Regions from separate parts of the Homo sapiens genome. Here region 2 is linked to region 1. A link is a loop called in an ENCODE intact Hi-C map of the cell type or tissue named here. Cell type or tissue: Caco-2. All regions are shown on one strand. Each heading gives the region's core, and the rest is flanking DNA. Links, peaks and the distances in the headings are about the cores only. Region 1 overlaps LOC100507336 (a long non-coding RNA gene). Region 2 has its middle 66 kb from the start of SLC22A23.

Evidence for each region. Hi-C counts contacts between places; a loop is a spot of excess contacts. Peaks named below come from ENCODE experiments on the same cell type or tissue, not always from the same donor. Only the 100,000 strongest peaks of a DNase experiment are listed, where the experiment ranks them.
Region 2: it touches region 1 in a loop (2.4-fold over the local background); 2 of 110 quality-filtered maps call a loop at or near these places.

Annotation. Positions count from the first base shown.
Region 1 is chr6:3,662,632-3,667,024 of GRCh38, reverse strand. It overlaps LOC100507336 (a long non-coding RNA gene), which reads left to right. Exons shown (of 4, transcript NR_187650.1): 2 at 3,120-3,365. Among named protein-coding and RNA genes, the nearest start is that of PXDC1, 87 kb to the left of the region's middle. In Caco-2, for the core only: no CTCF peak of the experiment used is centred there; a DNase peak (open chromatin) is centred at 2,084; H3K4me3 peaks cover 437 bases.
Region 2 is chr6:3,520,358-3,524,750 of GRCh38, reverse strand. No RefSeq gene overlaps it. Among named protein-coding and RNA genes, the nearest start is that of SLC22A23, 66 kb to the right of the region's middle. In Caco-2, for the core only: no CTCF peak of the experiment used is centred there; a DNase peak (open chromatin) is centred at 1,970.

The sequences.
Region 1 (4,393 bases), core at 274-4,273:
AGTCAGAGACCATATCTTGTAAAATTTCAAGCTTTGGACGATTTTTAAGACTTATTTAATCAACCAGTATAGAGTCTGGGTTAGAAAACATTCTATGTGCACTTGAAAGAAATGAATATGTATTCTATACAGTATAGTGTTTTGTACATATTGATTAGGTTAGAATAGTTGATAATGTTGGTAAAATCTATTTCCTTACTGATTTTTTAAAAAACCTGATTTGTTCTATCAATAGTAGAAGGGAGTTGTCAAATTTCATAGCACAACCCTGGAACTTTCTATTTCTCCTTTTATTTTTTATCAGTTTTTCCTTCATGTATTTTAACATTCAGTCACTTAAGACAGCTATGCCTCCTGATGAATTATCATTTTTATTCTTATTAGAACATGGCCTTCATGAGGTCATGGACTTCATTTGTTCTGTACAGAACAGCGCCTGACACATAAGAGATATCTGTTAGATGAATGCCCACCCACCTGATCTCATCCTCCCAAGCACCCTGTTAGGTAGTTATCACCCCATTTCATGGATGAGGAAGCAGACTTAGAGAGAGTGAGTCACTTCTCCAAGCTGCTTTCTATGTAGCTACTCCCCGCTTTTCTTTCTTCTCTCCATCTCCCTTGGGTAAGTAGTAGTTGTGAAGACTGAGCAATGGGCCCACAACAAGATTCATTTACAGCTCACAGAAGATGCAGTCTACCCTAAGTATTCCCTGCCTCATCTATGTACCTCCAATCTCTACAAAAGCATCAGGCACGGATGTTACTACTACTAGTACTACTATTCATATTACTGCCCAGTACTGTGATTCCAAGCACACTTGTAGGAATCCCCAAGGTTCCTCACAAGTTCCCTGAGCACAAACACCAGGGAGATAGTTGAGTCATTGAGCTCGTATCAAACTCCCTGGCATTGTATAAATTAACAGGAAGCGTTTACCCTTTTAAAATGGTTGGATGGTAAATAGAATGTGCATTGTGACACCAGAGACCCTTGAACATCTTGGAATCCTCTCATCTCCAACCAGAGGCTGATGCATTTTCTAGAGGCACTGGACTTCTGGGCCCTGTGGGGCCAGCAGCAACCTCTCTGATGAGTAGGCTGGGGTTGGCCAAGGCCAGGTGCTCCCAGCCCCAGAGCTCTGGGTCTTCCCCTGTAGGGCACAGTGCCTGCAATTAACACAAGCTTCTGGGAGCTCACTCCCAGAAAAAAAGACTTCTTTGAATTCTGCTCCCAGCTTAGGGTCAGCTAATGCCATCTGTGGTGGCTGGTACAGGGTGATAATCGGCTCTGAAGCCATCTCTTTGAGCCCTAGGATAGATGCCAGTCTGCACCAGAGCAGGCAGAATATCCAGGCTGCAGCCCTGCCAGGAATTGCTCTCAGGAAATAGAACACCCCCACCCCCTCTTTTCTTTTGTTTAAACTTAAACTGGGAAGATGCTGAGTTGCAGGGTTATGAGGAAGGGAGTATAGGACTGTTGCAGCTTTATATGCTGATATTTTCATTTTTTTAAATTCCTGATCATGAAAAAAGCAATACAAGAGTGATTTTTAAAATAATCACTTTGCATTCTTGTCAGAGCAATGGATTGCAAAGCGACAGTGACCCGACATTGCCTCCAAATGTTCCAGCCTCTGCCCTCCTTAGCGCCTGATCTGTCTCTGGTTGAGGCGGACTCTGCTGTTTGTCCAACATGGGGCAATGCTGGCTATTTCTCTGTAGGAATCCAAGCGCTTATTAGGAGAAGGTGGAGGGGTATGATGGGAACAGCTCCAGACGAGATGGGAGAGCTTTGGGGTAAAACCTTTATGAAGATTAGAAAGCAAGTCTCCCTCATGTTGCAAACCCCATAGTGATTTTATGGCAGCTTGGAAGAGAGGATTCCAGAGACAAATTGCTTTTGAGAGGGTGGACGCTGGGCCATACGTTTATCACTGGGCAGGTGAGTTATCTTGAAGAAAAGGATCAAGTGGAAACCAGGTCTAGCAAAACAAGCCTGACCCTTAAGTGGGGCCAGCCCTGGGAAATTCCGTGCCGTCATGCGTCGGAGCCCAGAGGCAGCGCAAGCAGTTTTCATAGAAGCCTGCGAAATCCAGACAGAGCTCACTAGCCAGATTGACTTTCCTGTTCATTTGCAGGGTAGAGTGAACGGTGTTGACATTACAAACATTCCATCTTCACTGATTTAAAGACAAGGAGTTCTGTTTACTTTCACCCTAAACAAAGAGGCTCCTTCTTGCTCAGCTGGAAGGAGCCATCCCTGAGTTGCTAAATATCACATAAATCTCATGACGTGACAGAAACCCAGGCCTCCTGGAGCTCATCACCAACTTTTTGCAACCAAGACTCCCAGTAATGCTAATTATGCAAATATCCTGCTTTCCCCACATACTGAGTGGACTTGATAAGTTTTCTTTTAATAATTTGCTGAGAATCTGCAATGCTGTAAGTACTTTATAATCATTACTTAATTTAATCCTCACAATTGTCCTCTGTAGTGAGATGAAGAAAATTGTAGTCACTAAATTTCCACCTAGGAAGAGAATTGCACTTATTTAGAAATCATGCCTTGAAAACTGCTTGGGTTAGAAGGTAGATCCCTGAACTCTCCAAGAGTAAGAACAGTGGACCTTCTGCAGGTGAAACTGGAGAAAAGGTAGATGAGAAAGAAAGAGAGCGAGAGTAAGACAGAGAGCGAGCACAAGAGAACACAGAAGGCCCCTTCCACCACCCCAAATCTTCAGCAAATTCTACATAAATCATGAAACTCTTAATGCGAGTAGATTTCTGTTTTTCTTTTTTAATTCAAAACTGTCAGGGGGCTGGGTTCTGTAGTCAGAGTCTTGTGATAAAAACAGACAGAGCGTTAGAGGACACAGGGGTGTGGTGGTCTAGGGAGCCCAAGGAGGTCAGATCTGGGAACATCCAGAGAGTGAGAGATGCTGCAGACACCACAGGGTCTGGAAGGTGTGTTTGGACGAAATTTACCCAGTCTGTGAGGCGCATGGAGGCCCTGGAAAGGCTCCGGGTCCATGTCTATGGTAGACGTTTCCTGCTGTCATGGGTCACCTGCATTTTTGAACATCCTCTCTGTGTTTGGGTCTCCCCCACCTCAGGAGTCCACCTGTCCCGAGTTGGAAGTCTGAACTCATGTTCCTGGATTCCTCCCATGCATCTTGGTGCTGGTGTGGGGCCTGAACTCAGCCAATCCGCAACACCTCCAGGAGTCTTCCTCTTAGATGCTGAGGCCACGGAGAAGGAAGCAGCACAAAGAATGAACCCTGGAGAGGGTGCCAGAGGCAGGCGGGTTCCAGCCATGTGGCGGCACAGCCTTACTGGGATAGTCTAGCTGTGTCACTCAGGTACGGTTGCTCTCTGAGAAGCCGCCAAACCCAACCCTTTCACACACACCTAGGATGATTTGAAGAGCTACCTAATAACCTTTCATAAGGTTCTGAAAGCCAGCCAGAGTGGTTGTGATCAGTAGTAATGAAGAGCCTTCTTTCACTGACATTCCACTTTTTACAGATGGGGAAGCCAGGCTCCAGCAGTTACAAAACAAGGTCCCATGACCCCTAGACCCTACTTGCAAAGCTGGGATTGACGCAAGCTCATCTAACTCCAAAACCCAAGCTCTTCCCACTGTGACAAGGGAGGGGACAAATAGGAAAAGGCAGTTTGAGCTTTTCTGGGAAAGGAAAGAAATGAATACCTTGGCCTTTGTCCAGATGTGGCCTGCAGAATAAATCCTATGTGGCAAGGCCGCTTAACCTCTGCCGGGGCTGTGTCATTACGGTGATTCTTCACACTAGTTAAATGCCACGGTGAGGATGGCACGGGGGAAGAAGAGCTCACGGCAGGCGCCATCTCCAGAAAGGATCCACTGCAGGTGGTTGGTGAGTCCAGATGGCTCCCCCAGATGACACTGCTGGGTGGCAACCTAATTATTTTTCATTAACTTTTAATTATGGAACATTTCAAACGTGTGCACAATTAAAGAGAGTCGTACAATGAACCTCGTGTGTCCGAAACTCAACTTCGACAACGATCAACTAAATGCCCAATCTTGTTTTATCTGTATCTCCACACACTTCCCCCTCATTCAGGATTATTTCAAAACAAACCCTGGATTTAATCATTCTAGATTTAATAATTTTATTCACTACTATTTCAGTATGTATGTCTAAAAGATAACAATATCATTTTTACACCTATAAATTAATAATAACTATATAATAGCATCGTTTAGTCTGTGTTTATGTTATTTTTTCTGGCTCGTGCATACTTTCAAAGTTTGGCTGAATCAGATCCCACTAGGTCTCATAAGCTGCAGTTGCGTGCTAGCAGGTGGTAGCTGATGTGCCTCTGAAGTGCTTTAATCTATGGGTTC
Region 2 (4,393 bases), core at 119-4,118, 140 kb after region 1:
GGACACCCATTGCCTCACTGATTATCTGACCATCCTGAAAATATTCAGAGAATCTGCGGATGCTCACTTTCATGTCAGAGGATATTCACTCATTCACTCCTCAAAGATCAGGCTGCCTTGATGCAATTCCCACCCTCAGGGGTTCACAGCTGAGAGTCAGGAGAGAGAACAAACCACATAACAGTTACAATACAACGGGATGAATGCTATAATAGAAGAGAATTTTGTTCTATGTGGAATAGGAGCACAGAGGAGGGGACCCACTAGTACTGCCTAGGTGAATCAGGAAAAGAATGAGTCAAGAGATAATATAGTAGTTGAGTCTTAAGGAAGAGTAGTTTTCCAGGGGATGAGCTGGAAGGGGCATTCCAAGCAGAGCAGGGAGAATATGCTAAAGTTTAGACGCTTAAAGCTTTGTGGCGTGTTCAGAGGGCTTACGTGGTTTTCTGTGACTGAAGTATGGGGTGCAAGAGGCAGGTGAGGAGAAATCAGAAGAGGCTGCATGAGCTGAGGCTGAAACTAGGCTGGAACCGCACAACGGTGACAGCTTTAGGATGCTGCCTCCAGGGACCCTTGCATTAATTGTTATGTGGAGACCAGGATTAAGCTGAATGAAGTGCTTAGTTTAGCCAAGCATGCAGCCTTTGCCTCCTTAACCATAAAAGGAGGTAGTGTCTCTCGCTTGATGAGATTTGAAAAGTAAGGGACATCCTGCCCAAAATATCTTCTGTACTAGCTTGACACAAGACAAGAAATGTCACTATACGAATGCCATTCCCTTGGATCAGAAAGGCCTCTTGGCCTTCAACATCCCTTAATAAACATGCAAATAGCCTAGGAGGAGAGAACACCCTGAATCTTGTAGTTTACTGTGCATTTTCCTGGTTACTAATGGGGTGAGCATCTTTTCATGTGTTATTGGCCACTCATGGTCTCACTTCTCTGAATGCTTGTCCCATGCTTTCTCTAACTTTTCTGTTGAGTTATTTCATATTGGCTGGTAGCAATTCTTTATGTCCTTTCGTTGCTAATCCTTCATCAGGTATATGTGTGGCAAATATTTGGCAGCTTGTCTTTTTCTGAACACCGGAGAGATGTGTTAGTGTATCTCTCTGCTAACATCTGCCTGGGATGATTGATCACGTTTGTGCCAGACAGAAGGTCAAGAGCTAGGTTAGGACCCAAGACAGAGTCTGAGGAGGAAGGGAGGAATGTGACTCTAGTGAACAGGGTAGGGCATTGCAGAGGGAGGGTAAAGTCCCAGCACTTGGCTTACGTTCCTTCCAATGGATCTGGCAGGCACCTCTTACTGTCTCTGCCAGCAACCTCCTCCGCCTGCATGGTCCGGCCATAATAAACCACCTTTCAGATCTCAGGATTTGCCATGATCTCTGCCTCAGGCCTTTCCCCATGCCATTCTCTCTACAGGGGTTCCACTTCTAAACCCTTCCCAGCCTGCTCTGTCCAGAAAATCCTGCTGGTCCTTTAGTTCTTTCCTGGCGTCCTCACCTTTGGGGGCTTCCCAATCACATCAGGACCCAGTAAGATCCCAGTTAGAATCCATCCCCAAGGCTCCTGTGGGAATCTTAACTCATCCCAGCTGAGACTCTCACCTTTTACTCATCAAAAAACTATGTGTTTGTCCAGATAGAGCCTTAACTTCATTGGGTAATGCTTTCTACATTCCACACATTGTCATGCTCGATGTCTAGCTATGTGACAAATTTTTTAAAGAATGAAATGACTTGATAAAGGCAGTTTGGAATGCACTGACACTTTTTAATTCGGCTTCCCAGACCTAGTATAAATATAGTCATTTTAAAATCAACATTTGCATGGTAAATCTAGCATTTTTTGTATAAGACACAAGAGACTTTCAGCTGAAGTTAGAACTTTCATAATCTGTATTTCACTCCGAGGAGGACCTCACAGACGACCACCTGTGGGTGGTGCCCTGACAGCAGCAGCCCAGACCCGGATCGCTGTTGGAGGAGGGCCACCCTGGCCCCTCACTGGACTATGATGTAATTGCAAGGCAAACCTTGATTGTGTTAAGCCTTTATCACAATCAGTATTCATTTATCTCATTTCCCTTGTTAAAACAACCTCCTTTTGGAATTGGCTTTGAAATCTGTTTGGAATATGTTCAGTGCTATCCAACTATTATCCTTTGAATATGAATGAACTGATCCAGTCAGTTCAACAAATATGTGTTGAGCACCTAGTATATTCTAGGTAGAATGACAGGGGCTGGGAAACATAACAAGAAAAGTCTCTGCTCTGCGTGAGCTCACAGTGTGGTGCACACAGCAGCGCTTCTGCATCCAGCAATTCCTCTAAGGCTGGGCGCAAGAAGTGGCCGCAATGACATCAAGTAGAAAAACACTTGAGTTTTAAGTCATAAAGCTTTTTCCTTGGAAAACACTGTAAACAAGAGTAACTGCTATCCTGTCAGTGGAAACGCATGTTAAATCCATAAGCATCCAAACGACAATACTGAATAGCTCCATTCTCTGACTGAGAGGCCCTACTTCCTAGCTTTGGATGAGCTGTGACGAGCCTGCTGGAGGGGCTGCACAGTCTGCAGAGGGAAGTGACATGCTTGGGACTCTTGGTGCCTCAAGATGATTCCTGGGTTGGGCTGTTGAGTTGTTCAGTTGTCGAGTGTCTTTTGGTAAGCAATAGGCCTCTTTTGTGCTTCTATACTCCCCATGTATGAACCAAAGAAGAGGATAAACACCCTTATGCTGTGATATGGTTTGGATCTGTGTCCCCGCCCAAATCTCCAGTCAAATTGTAATCCCCAGTGTTGGAGGAGGGGCCTGGTGGGAGACGATTGGATCATGGGGACGGATTTCCCCCTTGCCGTTCTTGTGATAGTGAGCGACTTCTCACAAGATCTGGTTGTTTAAAAGTGTGTGGCACCTCGCCAGCCCGTTTTTCCTGCTCCAGCCATGGAAGATGTGCCTGCTTCCTCTTCGCCTCCTGCCATGATTGTAAGTTTCCTGAGGCCTCCCCAGCCATGCTTCCTGAATAGACTTTGGAACTGTGAGCCAATTAAACCTCTTTTTTAAAATAAATGGCCAGTCTCAGGTACTTCTTTACTGCAGTGCGAGAAAAGACTAATACACGCTGTATTACCAGGCTGTGTAAGGATAACACAAGGATGAGAGCAGCAGGCTGTGGGCTCAGAAGGTTTGTTGTGATGAATAAATCATGGTAAATATTGATGACAGTAGGGCTCTCATGGCACTCACCTTATTAGGTTTTAAAAACATTCCTCCCCCAAATGGCATATACGGGAAGAGTGAGAAGGTTAAACTAATGGAGAAATGGGTTAATATGAAGACTGCCCTATTGGGATAAAGAAAACAGTTCACACAAATAGAATCATCTCAGGGTAAAGGCTGAAGCCGCCAACTGATTCCAGACCCTGCTTCAGACACTGCCTGTGGCATCCCCAGCTAGCTCTGACAACTGTGTTTATCTGATGAAATGTAATAGACTTGCCTGGCTCAGACTCACAAGCACACTGCACGGTGCCGCGTGGTCTGCAGTCCCACTGCAGGGTCCATGCTTCCACTCTGGGCACCATTCATAAATCCCATCACCTCACCCTCTCCTTGAAGGAAGGCCGAGCGTTTCTGGGCTCCAGTTCCATGGTTCCTGTGTCATACATAACATAGGATCAGATTGATTCTAAGCTACCTTCCAGCTCAAGCATTCTAAAATTCCAGTCATAAGGAATTTCCCAACAACAACAAAGTAGAAGAGCGTAACCACAAAAAGTACATTTCAAAAATCAGTAGCCAAGGAAAGAAGCATTAGATTCTGGAGCGGGGCCCGAGTCCCAGCCCAGCACAGCAGGGTCTTCAGCAGTCTGCTCCCCATCTCCAGAAGCCCTACTGGTGACCCTCCAAACCCTGAGGGCCAAGCTCAGAGGAGAGCTTTCTTTCACTCCTCTTCTGACCAAGGAGCTGGGGAATCCCCTGTGAGGACTAAGTAGTTGCATCAGGGAAGAGATCTGAACCCTCCAGTTTCCCCATGGGAATGGGGTCTGCCCTTGGGCAAGACAGAGCTGGTCCTAGTACTGGACACTTAACAAAATTTCCTTTCATGAAAGAAAGTCCAGATAGACCAACAAATATATCAAATCAGAGTGACTGAATTCTTTCCTTTTATCTTTGCAATCCCCTAAGCCAACAGAAAGGGAAACAGTCTTCAGACTGCTCATAGAGAAAAACAGCTTGGCCTCGAAGGAGTCATGTCAAATTACTCTAACTCAGAGCAGACAGAATGTCTGGGGAGAGCTACCCAAGCATATGTTAGATGCAAAGAATGGCTGAGCAATTATGCAAACATATAGCCAAGGAAAGGGAAGAAGGAAGGAAGG